6 separate regions of the Homo sapiens genome follow, and all the other regions are linked to region 1. The links are chromatin contacts, found by Hi-C or POLR2A ChIA-PET in ENCODE. All regions are on one chromosome and are shown on one strand. The core of a region is the stretch at or near the end of the contact, and the rest is flanking DNA. Distances in the headings are between cores, read along the strand shown. Region 1 holds the start of KCNC3 (potassium voltage-gated channel subfamily C member 3). Region 2 holds the start of SYT5 (synaptotagmin 5). Region 3 holds the start of CCDC61 (coiled-coil domain containing 61). Region 4 holds the start of LENG8 (leukocyte receptor cluster member 8). Region 5 holds the start of CNOT3 (CCR4-NOT transcription complex subunit 3). Region 6 holds the start of NDUFA3 (NADH:ubiquinone oxidoreductase subunit A3).

Region 1 (3,016 bases), core at 234-2,733:
TGTTCAGAGAAGCACGGGAGATTCACGGTCTGGAGGAAGTGTCTAAGCGTCTAGGGTGGCCTTGGCGGGGGAGGGGGAACTTTGGAGGGGTCTGGAAGAGCCCGAAGGTTGGAGATCCGTCTTTGGAGGATCTGGGGGATGGCTGCGAGAGGGGGGTGTGTTCGGAGGAGCCCAGGAGACTCAGGATTGGGGAAGAGGCTTCTAGGAGACTGAGAAGCCTAGAGGGACCCGGAGGGTTGGAGCTGGGGCGCTCCTGGGAGACTGGGGGCGCCTGGAGAGGCGGGGGTGGGGTGGATGGGGGCCCCGAGAGCGCGCTCACCCTGGCAGCCCGCGACGAGTAGGGGTCCTCGAAGAGCGCCCACACGCGGGGCTGCCAGCGGCGCCACCATGTGCCGCCCGCGCCGCCCGCGCCCCCTGGCGGCCCCCCGGCGCCGCCGCCCGCGTCCTGGAAGCAGAGGCGCTTGAGCTCGCCGCCCGCTCCGTCCAGGCCGCCGCCGCCCGCGCCCGCCTCGTCGTCCAGGCCTCCGTCGTGGGCGCCTGCGGCGTTGGCGGCGTTGGCGGCGCCCGCGGGGTCGGGCGCCTCGAAGGAGTCGAGCGCCTCCTCAGCGTCGCGATGCTGCCGGTAGGTCATCCAGCAGCAGGCCTCCACGTCGGTCTCGTCGATGCCCCAGAAGCCGAGCTCCTCCTCAAACAGGGGCCCGCACACGTCGGCTGGGCAGTGCAGCTTGCCGGTGCGGTAGTAGTTGAGCACGTACGCGAAGACTCCCGGGTGCCGGTCAAAGAAGAACTCGTCGGCGCCCGGGTCGTAGTCGAAGCGTGCCGCCGCCTCGGGCTCCGTCAGGCCGGCCAGCCGCGTCCCCGGCAGGGTGCGCAGCGTCGAGCGGTACGTCTCATGGCGCACGCCGCCCACGTTGATCACGATCTTGCCGCTGTCGCCACCGCCGCCGCCGTGCCGCCCCATGGCCGCCGCCGGCAGCCCGGGGCATGGCTCGGCGCGCCGGTCCCCGGGCCCGCGGGGTGCCGGGGGGCCCGCCGGGGACGCGGCGGGGCCGGGCTGCGCAGGCTGCTGCTGCTGCGGCGGCAGCGGTGGCGGCGGCGGGGACTCGGGCGGCTGCGGCGGTGGCGCCGGCTGCTGCTTGCTGGCCCCCTGGCGCCCGCGGAAGGACGAGACGCAGACTGAGCTCAGCATTGGACGGGGGGCGGGGCGGGAGGGGCGGGGACGCAGGGGCGGGGACACGGGGGGAGAGACCGACGGGATTGGGTGGGAGGAGGAGCGAGGTAGCGGGGGCGTGGCTTAGGGGAGAGGAACCAAACTGATTGGCCTGGGGGAGGTGGGGCGGGGCTGTGGCTGGGAGGAGTGGGGCGGGCACTCTAACGCGACCCAGCTGGACGAGTCGGGGCCGCCAATGAGACGGAGCGATTGGCTCTTTCTAAGAGAGCAGGGAGGAGGGGCGGGGCGGGGCGTCAAGGGAGGCGGGACCGGTTACTACTAATTGTGTTCGGCAGCACTGGTAGCCAGGGGAAGGCGGGGCTAGATACGATAGAGAGAGACCTTACTGAACTGAAAAAAGTGCGGGCGGGGTAGAGGGAGGAGGGGACACATCCAAGCTATTTAAAGACGCCCGACTGGCCTGGAGGGGCGGGGCCACCATGAGAGAGGCCGTCCTGATTGGGCTGAGAAAGGGGCGGAGAGAAACAAAACAGATCGCACGCCCTCACCTAAAACACCGCTAGGCAGGACCTGGTGGGGAGGAGCATTGCTTGGAAGAGACAGGGCCGCAGAAAGTAGAAACGGTCCAGATGAGACTGCATGGGGCGGGAACTAGAGATGGAGGACTTTCCCGCGCAAGGGGGACAGGCTGGACTGAAAGAGGACACGGGAAGAACAAAGACTTAGACTCGGTGAGAAGGTGTTGAAACTTGAGAGAGTCCTGGAAACCCGAGAGGGTCTGGATAGGCCTAAGGGAGGGAGCGGGGCTGAGGCTCCAAGGCGGGCCTGGTTAGTCGGGGCTGGGCCCGGAGAATGAGTGTCCGGATGGATGAGTGGTACTGAGGAAGGTGAGTGGGGTCGACAAATAGAAAACGTCTTGAGGCAGGGCGCAGTGGCTCACGCCTGTAACGCCAGCACTTTGCGAGGCTGAGGTGGGTGGATCATTTGAGGTCAGGAGTTCGAGACCAGCCCGGCCAAAATGGTGAAGCCCCGCCTCTACTAAAAATACAAAAATTAGTCGGGCGTGGTTGTGGGTGCCTGTAGTCCCAGCTAGTCGGGAGGTTGAGGCAGGAGAATCGCTTGAACCTGGGAAGTAGAGGTTGCAATGAGTCGAGATCGCACCACTCCACTCCAGCCTGGGCGACAGAGCGAGACTCTGTGTCAAAAAATAAATAAATAAAAGAAAAAGAAAACGTCTTGAATGGGCGGTAGGAAAGAGAGACTAAGGAAGGAGCGGGGCTTGAGGGTCTTGAAAGCAACCAGGGTAGGCGAGGGCAGGGCAGGGCTAAGGGAGGGTAGAGGAACGGGAGAGGTGGATCCCAGGGGAACAATGAGACTACAAAGAGTACAAAGCTACTGGGCTGGATGGAGGGGAGGGACCTGGAACGGGGAGTCTTCGGGATCAGAAGACCTGGGAGAGGGCACTGCCTAAAGGTCACAGGGTCTCAAAGGGCGAGGCGAGAACTTCTAACGAACGCTACACCGCGGCGGACTGCAGATTGGAGGACCGAGGGTAGATGAGGACTGGTGAGGAGGGGGCACGCAAGGAGGCAGAGAGGACGGGAGAGGGGAGAGGCCAAAGCGCCAGGAAGCACCGTCAAGACTGAGGCAATATAGGCAGGACCGATAAAAAATGGGGTGGGCTAGGAGTCTCAGAGGTCGGGTTCTGGGGAAGAATGGAGTGAGGGGCGGGGCCAGAAAAAGGGGACCGCCTCGGAGCGGGCCGTCCCCGCCCCCTGGGCGGTCGTAGGCTCCGAGAGGCAGAGCGCAGGCTCAGGGGGCTGGGGCGGGGCCAGCGGCTGCGGC
Region 2 (3,016 bases), core at 295-2,794, 4.9 Mb after region 1:
CGGTTTCGATTTTTTTTTTTTTTTTTTTTTTTTTTTTTTTGCAAATCTGTTCCTTCCTTTTACCCCATTTCGTTCGCATTCCAGTCCAGGATGACGACCCGGGATCCCAGCCGGATTTTCCAGCCCGCCTGCCCGAGTACACCCGTCCGAATCCCGCCCCTCGGAATCCTGGCCAGGCTTTCTCTCTGCTCGGCCCCCCACCCCCGGGTCTTGCTCACCTGGGCCGTGGCTGATGCGACTGGAGTCGGGAGGCGTGTCGGGCGATGGAGGCCCCGGGGTTGGGGGCTCCGGGAACATGGTGGCGGGGTCCTGGAGTCTTTTCTGCAGAGACACTCAAGCACCCTAGTCCCCCATTCCCACCCCAGACGTCCTTTGAGCCCCACGCACAACAAAGAACTCCAACTCCCATGAGGCCTTTGCGCGAACAGCCGCGCAGAAACCGGACAGCCACCGCGAGTCATGCTGGGAGTTGTAGTATCAGCCTCCCCGCACTTGAGAGGGGGTGTCCAGGACCTAGTTCCATCCTAAAGGGATACCCTCTTCCTCCACGGCCCCACAGGCATCCCGCTGACTTCTGCCTCGTCCTCGCCCCTCCGCAGGGTCTGAACCGGAAGCGGGCGAAGGCAGACGTGGGAACCAGCAGACCGCGTTGCCCAGAGCAACAGCCGGGCTCCTCTCAAGCGGGGTGAGAGCAAAGCTGGTTGCCCGGGCAACGGGTTGTTGCCAGGACAACGGGCGGGGCTGACGCACAGACGCGGAGTCCCGGCGGGGCAGGCTCGCTCCGGGGCCCACCGGTGCCTGGGAACCCCCCAATAGCCCGACTGGGATCCTGAGGTCCCGCGAGGTGGGGAGCGGGCAGCCTGTGGTCCGAGCGCCCACAGCCGACTGCTCCCTCCGCACCTGGTCCTGGGAGCTGAGACGCAGGTTCCCTCTTCCCTCTCCCCAATTTTGCTGGAGGGCGGGTCGGGGGCTGCCCGGTGCCTGTGCTGAGCCCCCTCATCCTTCTTGGCCTGTTGGTCTCTCCACGCATCCGTGCTGCTCTCGTGACCGCCTCGGTCTCCACGCTGCCTCTTGACCCCACATAGGCGTCTTCCCTGTGTCTGCCTCCCCAACCCGCCTGTCTCTCTTCCCTATCGCCTGGCCTCTGTCTCCAGGGTCTCTCCCTCTCCCCTCCGCCTGCGCCCCACTCCCCGCCCTCGGCTCTTTGTCTTCTCCATACCTGTCTCGCGTCCCCAGATCCCTGTCTCTCCGCTTCAGGCTGCTGCCCTCCCTCTGGTTGTCTCCCCAGTGCCCCAGCCCCCACTCGCACACCCCTTTCCTCTAGGGATGCGGATGCGGATGGGCTGAGGGCGGGGGTCCCAGCAGCTCCTACCTGCTCGGCGGCTGGACGGGACACTCCCGGGAGACGCCGAGGCGCCAGCCCCGCCCGGACCCCACCCCCTGCACGTGGGCGGTGGCGCTGTCCCGGGTGCTGATCGCGGAGCTCTCCGGGGCGGGGGAGCCGCGGAGCGGAGCAGGATCCCGTGCGCGCGTGTGTGCCCGTGTGCGTGTGCGCGCGTGTGTGGTGTGTATTGTGTGTGCCCGTATTTGGTCTCGGGTAGGCGGAAAGCCCTGCCCCGCCCCTCCTCCCGCCTCCACCCGGGAACCTCGATGACGCCCACAGATGTTTATCCTGGTGCTTTAGCATTTTCTGCCTTCTGGTCCAGTCGTTGGCCGTCCAGACCACTCCACTCCTCCCGCCCCAACACACACGACACACACCCTGTATAGCCCAAAGAACGGCATGCCAGGATACTCAGTCCTAGGACCTAGGAGACCCCAGACCCCCATTGGAGACCCAGACTCTGCAGGGTTCAGCATCAAAGTCCCCAGCTATCAGCCCCCAGACATCGCCCTCTAAGTTCCCCTAACACCAGTCCCAGGAGGCGGCCAGTGCGGTGGCTCATACCTGTAACCTCAGCACTTTGGGAGGCCGAAGCAGGAGGAATGCTTGAGCCCAGGAGCTGGAGACCAGCCTGGGCAACATAGCAAAATCCCGTCTCTACAAAAATGAGCCAGCGTGGTGGTGCGCACTTGTGATGGCAGCTACTCTAGAGGCTGAGGTGGGAAGATCACCTGGGCCCAGGAGGTCAAGGCTGCAGTGAGCCACTGCACTCCAGTCTGGGCAACAGAGCAAGACCATGTCTCAAAAACAAAAACAAAAACAGAACAAAACAACAACAACAACAACAGAGAAGAGTAAAAGAAAAGCTCAGAAGGCAAGTCCCCAAGCACCTAGCTCCAGCGAGCCCTGTCCATACTGCCCAGACCCTGGACACAGACGTCTGGACACTGCCTTCTCTGAGAGACTCAACCACCCAAACCTACATTTTTTCATGTGCAAATGTGTGGGTCCCTCTAGTCCCCTCCTGGACGTTCGCCTCGATCCCTAGATACCAGGAACCCATCCCTACTCCCAATCCAATATTATTTCCAGACCCAGAAATCCATGGGACAACTGTCTCTGGGGAGAACAGTGATTTAATAAATTATGGGATAGAAGGAAAAATACATGTGGATGGTGGGGTGCAGAGAGACCTTGGGCACAGGGACTCCCTCCGACCCCAGATTATAGAAGACTGATTTGGTTTCTGAAGTAAAATCAAGGCAGGATCCTTCCTGCCTTTGGTCCTCAAGTAGCCAGAACTCCAGACCCAAATTCCTTCCTGCCTCAGAATCCAGGCCCCAGCCTGTTTCTTTCTGCATCCTGGAAAGACCTAGGGAATCCAAGCTATCATCCCTCTCCTCCTTCAGGGAACCAGGAATCCAGATCCCCAGCTCCCATAGGACTCATCTGAAGCCCACCAGACCACTCTCTCCTGGGGAAACCAGAGTTTGGGATACCAGCCCCCTCCTCCCACAGCACCCAGGAGTCTGGGAGCCCAGCCCTCTGCTCTTCCAGGAATCTGGGCTCAAGTGGGTGTCCAGAGCTTGAGGATGCCTGGGCTGCCGACCCAGCCCCCTCGTCACTTAGACC
Region 3 (3,016 bases), core at 299-2,798, 4.3 Mb before region 1:
GGAGGATCACTTCAGCTCAGGAGTTCAAGGCTGCAGTGAGCCATGAACATGCCACTGCACTCCAGCCCAGCGATGAAGCGAGACCCTGTCTCAGCAAACAAAGAAACCAACAAACAAAAAATTGAAAGTATTGAGCCAGAAGTTAGTCTGTGGAAACATTTTCCAAAACATAGTTAACATGTGAATGAAACTTTATGAAAGTTTTTCTTTTTTTTTTTTTGGAGGTGGCATCTCACTCTGTTGCCCAGGCTGGCGTGCAGTGGCACGATCTTGGCTCACTGCAACCTCCGCCTCCCGAGTTCAAGTGATTCTCCTGCCTCAGCCTCCTGAGTAGCTGGGATTACAGGCGTCCGCTACTGCGCCCAGCTAATTTTTTATATTTTTAGTAGAGACAGGGTTTCACCAGGTGGTTCAGGCTGGTCTCGAACTCCTGACCTCGTGATTCCCAAAGTGCTGGGATTACAGGTGTGAGCCACCGCGCCTGGCCAGAAGTTTTTCTAGATTTCCAAAAGACTTCAATAACATCACCAATACTGATTTGTGAAGCTGAAACTTGTTCTAAATTATAATGAATTTTTAAAAAGTTCCATCAACCACGCTAGAGGAAAGATAACTTACTTTTCTCTTTGTAGACAAGGATATTGTGAAACATGCAGCTGAAAAAGTAGGAAACATCACAGAGGTGTGTCAGGCAGAAAATTAATAAAAACATTACGTTATCCTTTGGGATTTTGCAATGTTTGTGGTATTTGGCTCTTTTAAATATGTAATTTGTTATTATTTCATATTCTAAGTAAACTTTCATGTCAGTTTTTTTTTTTCTTTAAACTTTATTTTCCTTTCTTAAAGAGGTCCCTCCTCCCCCATCCCCGCGCTCAATTCCTTTAGCTGGATCCTTCCAGTTCATGACTGATCGGTTTAAAATATGGGTCGTTCAAAAGCCGTGTGAACCCGGGCTAGTGGCTATACCTCTCTGAGACTGTTTTCTTAGTGGTAAAATGGAAATCATAATAACTTTGCAGGGCTGTTATAAAGTTTAAATAAGCCAAGTCCTGCAAAATGCTTAGTGCAGGTTTGGAATGCACCAAGCGATGACAAATCTCAACCTGTCTTTATGCTGAGACCACTCCCCAGTTTCCGGAGCCGCGGCCACTATCTCCCCATGCGCATGCACACCCGGCTCTCCCTTCCAGGCCCTCCCCACCACGTGGGCGCGGCCTACCCTCCCGCAGGGGGTAATAGGTGGAGTCAAGGGGCTACTTCCGGGATTCTTTCCCTTCCACTCTGGGGAACAACCTTTTTGTATGACTGGCAGCATTATTAGCCAGTAGTGATTAGAGAAGAGCCCGACGTTAGGTGCCTCCCCCAACCCATTTGGGACAGCCTCTTCTTAGTTAGCCAATTGGAAGTTTTGGAGGGCGGGTTCTCCTCTGGGGGAGGGACAGAGTGATGGGCGTCTCTTTTGGCTAATGGAAACTTGGCTGCTGGTAAGCTGTGACCAATCAGAAGCGAGAACGCCGGATCCTGGGGCGGGGCTGGAGCTTCGTCAGTTGAACCGCTCGCGAGGAGGGTTGCTAGTGGAGAAGGTGAGAGGCCGCGGGAGTGGCGGTTGCGCGGGCCGTGGTGGAGGTCTTAGGTGGAGGGGAAGGGGCTTCTCTCGGGGGAGAGTGGGCTGCGGTGGGCAGCTGACCTGGCCTTGTAGGAATCGGGAGGGAGGGTGCCCTTTAACAAGGGTAGGCGCTTGATTGAGGGGTTGTGAGGCTGAGCGCAGCATGTGAGTTGGGGGTGATCTGTATATCGCAGGAGGGTCTTCAATGGGGAAAGTTGTAAAGCAGGAGACAGCAGATGGTAAAATATAGAGACGTCCTTGGAATGCAGCGTGGCGATTTAGTAGGAGGTTTTAAGGCAGAGGGTTATTACAGCGCACTATGCTTTACAAGCTTTGATTTGGGTGAAAGTCGTGGGAAGAAGCAATATTGAGGAAGGGAGGGAAGGAGACCTCCAGGGATGAGCATGTACTTTAAAGAGATGTGAAGCCCTATTATGCCTGTGGCGTTTGCTATGTGCTGTGCACCTGCCAAGTGTTTTAGGTGAATTAACTCTTAAACTTACTCTACTGATGGTTAAGAATGTGGGCTCTGGCGTCGGGTTGAATCCCGAATTTGAATCCTGGCTCTGCCACTGATCATTACTGTGGCTTTGGGCCAGTTGTTTAACCCTTCTGTGCCTCAGCTTCATCATCAGTAGAATGACATCATCTCTGTCTATACCATTGGCTAGCTTCACCCTCTTTATCTAATGAGAACTCCCACGTGTGTATTTCCAGCCTGGATCTCTGCCCTGAACTCCAGACTCATATCATGGCCGACTCTTCTCTCTTTGGAAGTTCATCTGACATTCAGACATAAACTTGTCCCAAACCAATCTTGCGATTTCTTCCTTTCAACCTCCAAACCCAGTTGATGGGACATTCATCCTGCCAGGTACTAAGATCAAGAAGCTTGGAGTGTTCTTTTTTTTTTTTTTTTGAGACAGAGTTTCGCTCTTGTAGCCCAGGCTGGAGTGCAATGGCGCGATCTTGGCTCACTGAAACCTCCACTTCCCAGATTCAAGGGAATTACAGGCGCCCGCCACCACACCCAGCTAATTGTTTGTATTTTTAGTAGAGAAGGGGTTTCACTATGTTGGCCAGGTTGGTCTTGAACTCGTGACCTCAGGTGATCCACCCGCCTCAGCCTCCCAAAGTGTTGGGATTACAGGCGTGAGCCACCGTGCCTGGCTAGCTTGGAGTCTTCTTCACTTCTCCCTTTTGTCTTACTTATATATGGTCTAGCAGATCGCATTAGCTCTGTCTTCAAAACACATCCAGAATCCAACCATGCCTCACCAGCTCCTTTGCTACCACTCTGGCCTCAGTTTGTCTCCTGCTCTTACCTGGTTTGTTGCAGTGGCCTTCCAGGTGGGCTCTCTGCCTCTCACTGTTAGGGGGATACTAGTAGAACAGAAGTCAGGTCAG
Region 4 (3,016 bases), core at 244-2,743, 4.1 Mb after region 1:
CCTCCTGGGTTCAAGCGATTCTCCTGCCTCAGCCTCCCGAGTAGCCGGGATTACAGGTGCACGCGCCACCACGCCCAGCTAATTTCTGTATTTTTAGTAGAGACGGGACTTCACCATGTTGGCCAGGCTGATCTTGAACTCCTGACCCCAGGTGATCCACCCATCTCGGCCTCCCAAAGTGTTGGGATTACAGGCGTGAGCCAGCGCGCCCGGTCTTTGCAACGTTTTGAATAAATCCAAAATTATTCCAGAACAAAAAGCTTAGTACCAAAAAGAAAACAAAAACAAAAACAAAACAAACCCCCCCCCCCCCACAGAGTAAAATAACGGAAAAAGATCTACTATGCTAGCACTAACAAAATAATACGTAGTTATGAAAATGGTATGTATTTTTCAAGCTAGACGTTCATAATGGTAGAACATGAGGAGGAAAACTGCCTCTTAAATCCCACCACTTACTGTGACACAGTGACCGGTCCCTGCAGCGGACTGGATAGTTGTATCAGAGTCCTGGACGGAAACAGATGGCACTCAAAAGGTGGCGCGCAGTTCAGAGAAATGCCTATGTACGGATTTGGTCCAATGCCTCAGCCTGACCTCAGGGACCTTCGGGGGTCTGCTCCGCGCCCACCCTTACACATCTGTGACCCCACACACTTCCACCCCAGCGCCACTGCCAACAGCTACACCCATCCCCCTCCAACCGCGTCAGCTTCCAGCCTCGGTCCATCTGAACTCGCCGTGCCCCCTCCCCTGCGCCCTTCCAGATTCATTTGCTAGGGAAGCCCGCTCTTCCGGGTGGAGCTGTTCCTCATCCCCTTTCTTTATCATTCTCTCCCCAGGGCTTCCACATCACCGTGCTGTGGACAATCCCGGAACTCCTGTCACGCCAGTTTACATTTAGGAACAGTAATGGCTCCCACTGACTCAGTCAAAACAAGGCTGCGGCCGGGCACGGTGGCTCACGCCCGTAATCCCAGCACTTTGGGAAGCCGAGACGGAGGGATCACGAGGTCAGGAGTTCGAGAACAGCCTGGCCGACATGGTGAAACCCCGTCTTTACTAAAAACACAAAAATTAGCCGGGCATAGTGGCGCGCGCCTGTAATCCCAGCTACTCCGGAGGCTGAGGCAGAATTGTTTGAACCCAGGAGGCGGAGGTTGCAGTGAGCAGAGATCACGCCACTGTACTCTATCGTGGGCGACGACAGAGCAAGAGCAAGACTCCGTCTCCGAGAACAACAACAACAGCAACAAGAAAACAACAATAAAAAAAATAAGGCTGCGTGGGAGGCAGAAAGAGCTAATGCGGCCACGCTTGTCTCCTCGGGGCCACCGTCCCCACCCAGACTTCCGGTCTGCCTTAAAATGTTCATGCGTAAGTGCGTGGGCAGGAAGGCGGGCTCAAGCGCAGCTCGTGGCGTTCATTGGCTGTGCAGGGCCGAGGGAGGCGGTGCAAGGCCGCCGCGTGACGTCAGGACGCCGCGGTCAGGACGTCGAAGCCAAAGAAGACCAGAGCCAGCCGGGTGGCACAGCGGTGTCGTGGCCGTGTTGCTGATCGCCTGGGTGGTTGTTGGCGTGTCCCTGCAGCGAAGGATCCTGGTTGGTAAGGGGAGCGGCAGGCGAGCAGGCGGGCGGGGATAGCATCTCCTTTTGGTCTTGCGCCCCGCGAGCCCCGAGGCCTTCTCGGCCGTCGCAGCAGCAGACGCCGCGCGCGAGCGTCGACAGGGTGTGGCGGCGCAGGGGCAGCCACTGCGCCTGCGCACCGGGCCTGGGGCCGCGCGTTCGGGCACTAGCGCGCGTGCGCCGTCGTCTTCTAATTTCCGTTCCTCTCCCTTGGAGTTCTCGGGGCCCCGGGGCGCCCCTCACTCGCCGTTGACCGGGTGTTGCCCCGGGCGACGGGCGGCTCCTGCGCGTCTTTCTGGGGCGTGGTGCGCAGGCGCGGCCTGGGCAGTGGCTCCGTGGCTAGTCGTGGGGATCCGAGCGGCCTCCTCCACCCGGCGTCCTCCTTTGCCTTCGCCCAGCCTGCGGGACGGCCAGGTGCTCCCGGGACCTCAGGCCTCGCGTCTGATGCCTGTCTCTGTTCTTGAGACCCGTCCGGGAGTCCTCTGTCCAGCCCCCAACTCCTGACCTTACCTCTAATCTCCCTTCTGCCCTGGGGCTCCTCTTCCTGTGTCCCCGCCACGATCCCTCGTCTCCACCCACGCCCTGTGTCCTGTTTAAGTTAAGCCTTTGCGTTTCTAGGGCTTTTCCCCAGCTCCAGACTCCCGTTCCTATCCCGTCAACTCGTGGGAATTCCGGTTCTCCTGCGGGATTAATTATCCTACTTATCAGTTACTCCCTCTCGGGAGTTTAGGCTCCTGAATCCTTGCTCCGGAGACACTCCACTTTTCTTCCAATTCTCTCTGTACCCCACTCTTAATTCGTTGAACATGTTTTGGGTCTTCTTTGGCATTCCCAAAGCTTTATGTCCAGACACCCAACCACGGTGATCCCTTTTCTCTCCCAGCCCTACCCCTGCTTCCGGGAACCTCCCGTGGAAGCAGGCAGGGGTAGTCCCACTGAGGACTCCCACGTAGGTCTCTTTACTGCCCTTCGGAGACCTTTTTGAAATCAGTCTGTCAGTGCTAAGAACCCATTTCTTCACGTTGGGGTTCACGTTGGCATTCTCAGGAACGCTCAACGACCACTTGCTTCCAGGGTTAACTTCCGGAAAATCCCCTTTTCCTCTCAAAATTTTCTTCTCTTCTCCAATATTCTTCCAGCCCCCTCGATGCTCCCTGAAAGGCCTCCCTTTTCACAGAGTTCTCGGAAACCTTTCCACCCTCTCAGCCTTAAGGGTTCCCTCAGACTCTTCTCATTATAGCATCCATCCTCTTGGTTCAGGTTCCTTTCACAACCCGTACTCCCTAGCTTTTTTTTTTTTTTTTTTTTTGAGACAGAGTTTCGCTCTTGTTGCCCAGGCTGGAGAGCAATGGCGCAGTCTCAGCTTACCGCCCTCCGCCTCCCGTGTTCAA
Region 5 (3,016 bases), core at 267-2,766, 3.8 Mb after region 1:
CAGACCATTCTGATGCGGGTGGTGCTGAACGGCTCCATCCTCCTTCACGTTCACCTCTCCCTGGGATTTATCTTACTTTCCACCACCTAGACAGGAAGGGGCGAATCTGGCTTCCCATCTCGGTTGTGTGACCCTGGGCAAATGCCTCCCAGTTCGTGGAAGTCTCAGTGTCTAGTTAAGTTTTCAATCACAAGTCATTCCTCACATTCATTCATCTATTCCTTTGACAAATGGTTACTGACTACTTCCTGCGTGCTAAGTGCTGGAGATGCAAAATCCAGACAGGGAAACCGAATAATTACGAAAATGACGGTAGACGTACAAAAATAAATCCTAACGAACAAGGCGCGCAGGAGCGCTCCGCCCGGGAGGGAGGTCAGGGAAGTTTTCTCTCCAAGAAGACAACAGAGCTGAGACCTGAAACGAGCAGGCATTAGGGAGCCACCCGTCTCCTCTGTACCTTCTGCAGCGTCCTCAACACACTAAGGAAGCGGAGACGCAGAGGAGAATGACTGTCCCACCATCTGGTCGCCTAACCAGGCAGGGGCAGGACAAAAACTCCATGCCTCACGCTTCCCAACCAATTCTGCTATGCACGGTGCCAGAGACTTAAAGCAGTGTCTCTGGTCCCTTTCTTCTTTCACTCAGCAAATAATGAATTTCAGAGATGTGCCAACATAGAGGCACTTGGAGAAAGACGAGGCAGCTGAGAGGGAAGCTGCTTACCTGGCCGGGACGCAACGGTTGCGACCAAGTCCCACTTCTGCCAGCTACATACACCCTCTTTCACACGCTCTACGAGCAGCTACCGCCCACTCGCCACGCTATTGGTCCAACTAGCATGAATGATAACTTTTAGGGCCAACGAAGAAAAAGGGGTGGACTTTCTTGCCCAGCTCCTCCCACTTGGCCCTGTGGCTGTTTTGATTGGCAGATGACTTCGGCTCGGCCCCCGCTTTAAAGGCACCTGTCTGTCTCCCATTAGGTACGCGGCCCCTAACGCCCACACTCCATGCCTTCCTCCGCTTTCCCCACCCACTTCCAGGACCAACCAATGACTTCAAGGCAGAATATGCCCCCGCAACCAATTAAAAAGAGCTCTAAACTTGACGGACGACTTCCCGCCCCTGGACTGTCGTAGCTCCTCCCCCAGACCAATTGTTTTAAGAGAGGGGGGCGGATACATCCAATCAGCACGACACAGGTCTCTTGATTGACGTTCGGGTCCTCGCGCTGGCGTGTTGTGCCCTGAGGCGGGAGGAGGAGGAGGAGCGGGGAGGAAAACCTGAGCCAATCCTAGCAGCCTGCGCGGGAGGCCAATCGAACGCCGCGCCTTGGAGCGATCACCCAATCCGCGAAAGGGGGCAGGGCGCATCCCTGCCAGGAACCAATAGAAAGCCTCCAAGGGTCAGGAGCGACGTTCAGCGGGAGCAATGACTGGCCTATATTCGGGACTCGGGGGCGGGTCGGCGCCAGAGACGAGAAGAGAGGAGGGGAGGCCTCCTCCGCCGCCGCCATCTTGGACCGGGCCCGGTCAGCTTCCGCGGAGCCATCGGCAGACGCCGCGGCCTCCCTTGAGCCCCGACCCCCGTCGTCAGAACAACCCCGGGCCCACTCCCCCAACCCCACTTCCGCTTCGCGCCGCTATCGCGATAGCGCCCGGGCCCGGGGCGCGAGAAAAAGGCGGCGGGCGCTCGCCTCCCCCGCCTGTCGCGATACGCTCCTCAGCGGCGGCGCCAGCTCCTGTGGTGAGAGCGTCAGGCTCGACTGGGCCGGACCCCTTCCCTTCCTCCCCCCGGCGCCATCGGCCGCCCTCCCCGCCGCCTCCCGCCCTGGCGACACCGCCGTCTGTCGCGACATGGCCTCCCCTCGCCTGCCCCCTGCCGCCGCCTCTGCAGCGCGGGGCTCCCGGCGGGGGGCGGCTCCCTCCCTCTCGCCCTCCCGTTCCTGCGCCTCTTTCACGTTCCTCAGCGCCTCCCGGGGGTCCTTCCGCGACCCGGACCCCGGGCCCCGCCCGCCGCCGCCTCCCCGCGTGGCATCGCGTCGGGCCCCCCGGTAGGGGTGTGAGGGTGCGAAGCCTCCCGGGCGCGAGGTGCCCGCCCCTCTCCGCGTCGGTATTGGCTCCTGGCTGGAAGGATGGAGGCGCCCCTGGTCCCAGGTGCCCGCCCTCTCGGGGCTCAGGTGCCTGCCCCCCTCGGCCTCGGTCCTTCGCGTTGTGGGGCAGCCTCCGCGCCGGGGCTTCTCCCTCGACGGTGGCGGGGAGGGGGGGTGGTGGTCGGGACGAGGACCCCAGCTGGGTGGGGGAGTCACCCTTCCCAGGACCGAGGCCGCCCTCCGCATCCCTCCTCACTGCTCCCGGGAGCGCAGCCTCCCCTGGATCTCAGGTTCCAGCTGCCCGTCTGTATCGGATGGGAGCCTCTTGGGAGAGGAGTGGAGGAGAAACTCCCCGTTAGTTGGAGCCTTTGCCGAAGTTTCCACCTCTGTAGTCTGCAGCTCTTCCCTCTCATAGCGAGTAGCGCCCTGGGTGGCTCCAGCCTCGCCATCCCGCTGCACTGGGCGCCTGCCTTTTTGGGGGAGTTTGGCTTTCCCCCACCTGGGGTACAGGACCGTCCTCAGTGTGGCCCACGTCTGGTCTCAGCTCTCACACTTCTTTGATCCTGGCGTCTGCCCCTGGCTTTGCAGCCTTGAACTCCCCTGCATCGTGACTCTCCGACCTTCTGGGTGTGGGCGTCTCCCAGTGATATCAGGACCACTGTGGTCTTGTTGCTGGGGGCTGCTGGGATCCCCTGGCGCTCAGGTGCCTGGTGAAAGACACTAAGCCGCCACGCTGTCCATGTTAGTGAGCTCCCACTGCGGGCAGCACCAGCCCCTCTTTCTGAGCAGTCCCTGCCTCTCAGTGCAGGGCGGCCACCCACCCCGGGGTGAGCTCTCCTGTCCTTTTGGTGAGGGGTTTTGATGTCTCCCCTCCCTCCCTTCACCCCTGCCTGAGTATGAGGCTTCTTCCATCTTCACACCA
Region 6 (3,016 bases), core at 240-2,739, 3.8 Mb after region 1:
AAATTAGCACCTGTTAAGTGCCAGGCCCTTGCTGTGATTGATTGATGGATAGATAAAAATTAACACCAATTATGTGCCAGGCCCTTGCTGTGATTAATTGATCGATTGATAGATTGGTTGACAGAGAAAAATTAGCACCTATTATGTGCCAGGCTCTTGGTGTGATACTGTGTTAGATAGATAGATAGATAAAAATTAGCCCCTCTAGGCCGGGCGCGGTTGTTCACGCCTGTAATCCCAGCACTTTGGGAGGCCAAGGCGGGTGGATCACCTGAGGTCGGGAAGTTCGAGACCAGCCTGACCAACATGGAGAAACCCCCGTCTCTCCTAAAAAAGAAAAATTAGCCGGCTGTGGAGGCGCGCGCCTGTAATCCCAGCTATTCAGGAGGCTGAGGCAGGAGAATCGCTTGAACTCGGGAGTCGGAGGTTGCTGTGAGCCGAGATCGCGCCATTGCACTCCAGCCTGGGCGACAGAGCTAGACTCAATCTCAGAAGAAAAAAAAAAAAATTAGAACCTATTACGTGCCAGACCCTCGCTGTGCCATGTTGGCAGGCACAGAGGGAACTCAGACTCCGTTACTGCTCTCAAGCAGCAGCTACCAGTCCGACTGAAAGACCAAGACCAGGTCAGTTTCTTTTTTTTTGAGACGGAGTCTCGCTCTGTCGCCCAGGCTGGAGTGCAGTGGTGTGATCTCGGCTCACTGCAAGCTCCGCCTCCCGGGTTCACGCCATTCTCCTGCCTTAGCCTCCCCAGTAGCTGGGACTACGGGCGCCCACCACCACGCCCGGCTAATTTGTGTTGTATTTTTAAGTAGAGACAGGGTTTCACCATGTTAGCCAGGATGGTCTAGATCTCCTGACCTCGTGATCCGCCCGCCTCGGCCTCCCAAAGTGCTGGGATTACAGGCGTGAGCCACCGCGCCTGGCCCAGACCAGGTCAGTTTCTTAAGTGATCTGAGCTATAATGGCGGTAACAGAGCACTGTGAGAGCCCGCAGAAAGCTCCTAACCCATCTGGGATGAGACCTAGCGCTTCCAGGACGAGCCGATGTTGAGCTGAGACCTCGAAGGACAGGTTAGTCATTCACCTTCTCCCGGGCTCAGTTTCTTCGTCTGTAAAATGGGCTTTCATACATAAACTATAAAATGGGGACTATTTTGTTCCGCCTTAGGTGGGTCGCAGCAGGAGGACTAGTCACTCCGGAGCGACTTCTAGGCTGAGACTAAGGAGATTCCACGCAGGTCCGCAAAGTCAGGCTTGCGCTTGCTCCTGACACCACTTCCTTTACCTCCACGGCTCCATCTTTGTTCTGCGCGAGTGCGCACGCGCAGGCTCCGAAAGCGGGCCGTCGCACAGAGGGACCACAACTCCCAGAGTGCTCCGCGTCCTTGCTTTCGCCTCTACTTGTGCTCCAGGGCGCACGCGCAGCCCTGGGAGCGGGTTCTCGCGCATAGGGACCACAACTCCCAGGGTGCTCCGCGTCCTCGCCGCTGTCGCCGCCGCGGAGACAAAGATGGCTGCGAGTAAGTGCAGGTGCCGGTGGCGCACGGGGCTCGGGTAGTTCTGGGAACCTCTGGGCGGTCCTGGGACTGAGGTGCGGCAGGGCAGGGGTGGAAGCGATGGGGTCCGTGCTGGAGGGGAACGCAGAAGTCACGAGGGGGCTCCTCCAGGGCAGGGGTGGCACGAGAGGGTTAGAGGTCACCGGGGGCAGCTACTTGCAGGGGTGACGCTTCTTGCCACCCCTTCAGGAGTCGGCGCCTTCCTCAAGAATGCCTGGGACAAGGAGCCAGTGCTGGTCGTGTCCTTCGTCGTCGGGGGCCTCGGTGCGTGAGTGCTCCAGGCGCAAACTTGCATCGTCCACCCCCGTCCCCCTACATCCCTCCATCTTGTACCCCTAAAGCCCTATCGCCGCCCTCGGGTCCCCTCTAGTGTGTCTGCACCCCCACGGCATCCCCTTATCTATCCCCATACCCATTATAACCTCTCCACCATCGCCCCCCGCGTTCCTCTCCACCTACCCAATACGCTCTTAACCCCTCTAAATGAGACGTTCTCAACCCTGCTTATGCCTTAACACCTGAGCACCAAAAAAAAGTCCAGATCCTCCTCCTCCTTTTCATCTTTCCTCTCCCCCATTCTGAATTGAGTTGGCTTGGGTGGAGGTGGGACTGGGGAATCTGTGTCTTGTGAAAATCCCCGTATGATCCCAATGTGCCTTGCTGATTGAAAATCTCTGCCCTCTGCCCTGGAACTGCCCTACTCACACTTTAATTAGCACCGGAGTTCCTGCAGGGATGGGGGCGGGGGATTGTTAAAATGTAGCTTTTTTTTTTGCGATGGAGTCTCACTCTCACCCAGGCTGAAGTGCAGTGGCGCGATCCCGGCTCACTGCAACCTCGGCCTCCTGGGTTCAAGGGATTCTCCTGCCTCAGCCTCCCGAGTAGCTGGGATTACAGGCGCCCAGCTAATTTTTTGTTTTTGTTTTTGAGACTGAGTCTCGCTCTGTCGCCCAGGCTGGAGTGCAGTGGCGCGATCTCGGTTCAGTGCAAGCCCCGCCTTCCGGGTTCACGCCATTCTCCTGCCTCAGCCTCCCGAGTAGCTGGGACTACAGGCGCCCGCCCCCATGCCCGGCTAATTTTTTGTATGTTCAATAGAGACGGGGTTTCACCGTGTTAGCCAGGATGGTCTCGATCTCCTAACCTCGTGATCCTCCCAACTCGGTCTCCCAAAGTGCTGGGATTACAGGCGTGAGCCACCGCGCCCGGCCAGCTTTTTTTTTTTTTTTTTTTTGAGATGGCGTCTCGCTCTGTCTTCCAGGCTACAGTGCAATGGTTTGATCATGGCTCACTGCAACCTCCGCCTCTAGGGTTCAAGTGATTCTCCTGCCTCCGCCTCCCAAGTAGCTGGGATTACAGGCGAGCACCACCACGCCCGGCTAATTTTTGTATTTTTAGTAGAGACAAGGTTTCACCATGTTGGCCAGGCTGGTCTTGAACTCCTGACCGCAAGTGATCTG

The links. A loop is a pair of places that touch in the nucleus more often than their neighbours do. ChIA-PET counts read pairs that join two places held with the same protein, here RNA polymerase II (POLR2A). Pooled maps may share reads with other maps.
Region 2: a loop to region 1 is called in a map of CD8-positive, alpha-beta T cell, with 23 times the contacts of the local background. The contact joins the promoter of SYT5 here to the promoter of KCNC3 in region 1. A Hi-C loop is called at or near these places in 1 of 168 maps with a recorded cell type or tissue (CD8-positive, alpha-beta T cell) and 4 of 50 pooled maps. POLR2A ChIA-PET finds 5 or more read pairs at or near these places in 1 of 52 experiments (MCF 10A).
Region 3: a loop to region 1 is called in a pooled map, with 10 times the contacts of the local background. The contact joins the promoter of CCDC61 here to the promoter of KCNC3 in region 1. A Hi-C loop is called at or near these places in 1 of 168 maps with a recorded cell type or tissue (breast epithelium) and 5 of 50 pooled maps. POLR2A ChIA-PET finds 5 or more read pairs at or near these places in 1 of 52 experiments (Panc1).
Region 4: a pooled map shows a loop between it and region 1 (11-fold over the local background). The contact joins the promoter of LENG8 here to the promoter of KCNC3 in region 1. A Hi-C loop is called at or near these places in 7 of 50 pooled maps.
Region 5: a loop to region 1 is called in a pooled map, with 15 times the contacts of the local background. The contact joins the promoter of CNOT3 here to the promoter of KCNC3 in region 1. A Hi-C loop is called at or near these places in 8 of 50 pooled maps. POLR2A ChIA-PET finds 5 or more read pairs at or near these places in 2 of 52 experiments (B cell and activated T-cell).
Region 6: a loop to region 1 is called in a map of naive thymus-derived CD4-positive, alpha-beta T cell, with 16 times the contacts of the local background. The contact joins the promoter of NDUFA3 here to the promoter of KCNC3 in region 1. A Hi-C loop is called at or near these places in 1 of 168 maps with a recorded cell type or tissue (naive thymus-derived CD4-positive, alpha-beta T cell) and 3 of 50 pooled maps. POLR2A ChIA-PET finds 5 or more read pairs at or near these places in 2 of 52 experiments (Caco-2 and IMR-90).

What each region holds. Positions count from the first base shown.
Region 1 is chr19:50,327,894-50,330,909 of GRCh38, forward strand. It overlaps KCNC3 (potassium voltage-gated channel subfamily C member 3), which reads right to left and starts at 1,484. Exons shown (of 5, transcript NM_004977.3): 1 at 320-1,484. The coding sequence starts at 1,189. LOC105372437 (a long non-coding RNA gene) reads left to right here and starts at 1,727. Exons shown (of 4, transcript XR_007067299.1): 1 at 1,727-1,902. RefSeq lists silencers at 347-436, 1,045-1,594, 1,675-1,734, 2,612-2,791, 2,805-3,016 and an enhancer at 1,199-1,493.
Region 2 is chr19:55,178,745-55,181,760 of GRCh38, forward strand. SYT5 (synaptotagmin 5) reads right to left here and starts at 1,545. Exons shown (of 9, transcript NM_003180.3): 1 at 1,373-1,545; 2 at 219-342. The coding sequence starts at 297. PTPRH (protein tyrosine phosphatase receptor type H) reads right to left here. Exons shown (of 20, transcript NM_002842.5): 20 at 2,503-3,016. The coding sequence ends at 3,010. RefSeq lists an enhancer at 1,011-1,090 and silencers at 1,078-1,490, 1,371-1,560.
Region 3 is chr19:45,993,919-45,996,934 of GRCh38, forward strand. CCDC61 (coiled-coil domain containing 61) reads left to right here and starts at 1,549. Exons shown (of 14, transcript NM_001267723.2): 1 at 1,549-1,586. RefSeq lists enhancers at 907-1,096, 1,487-1,666.
Region 4 is chr19:54,447,706-54,450,721 of GRCh38, forward strand. It overlaps LENG8 (leukocyte receptor cluster member 8), which reads left to right and starts at 1,494. Exons shown (of 16, transcript NM_052925.4): 1 at 1,494-1,605. It overlaps LENG8-AS1 (LENG8 antisense RNA 1), which reads right to left and starts at 1,333. Exons shown (of 3, transcript NR_126418.1): 1 at 857-1,333; 2 at 460-510. RefSeq lists an enhancer at 1,244-2,151.
Region 5 is chr19:54,136,246-54,139,261 of GRCh38, forward strand. It overlaps CNOT3 (CCR4-NOT transcription complex subunit 3), which reads left to right and starts at 1,517. Exons shown (of 18, transcript NM_014516.4): 1 at 1,517-1,748.
Region 6 is chr19:54,101,366-54,104,381 of GRCh38, forward strand. It overlaps NDUFA3 (NADH:ubiquinone oxidoreductase subunit A3), which reads left to right and starts at 1,490. Exons shown (of 4, transcript NM_004542.4): 1 at 1,490-1,523; 2 at 1,749-1,823. The coding sequence starts at 1,514. RefSeq lists an enhancer at 1,279-2,255.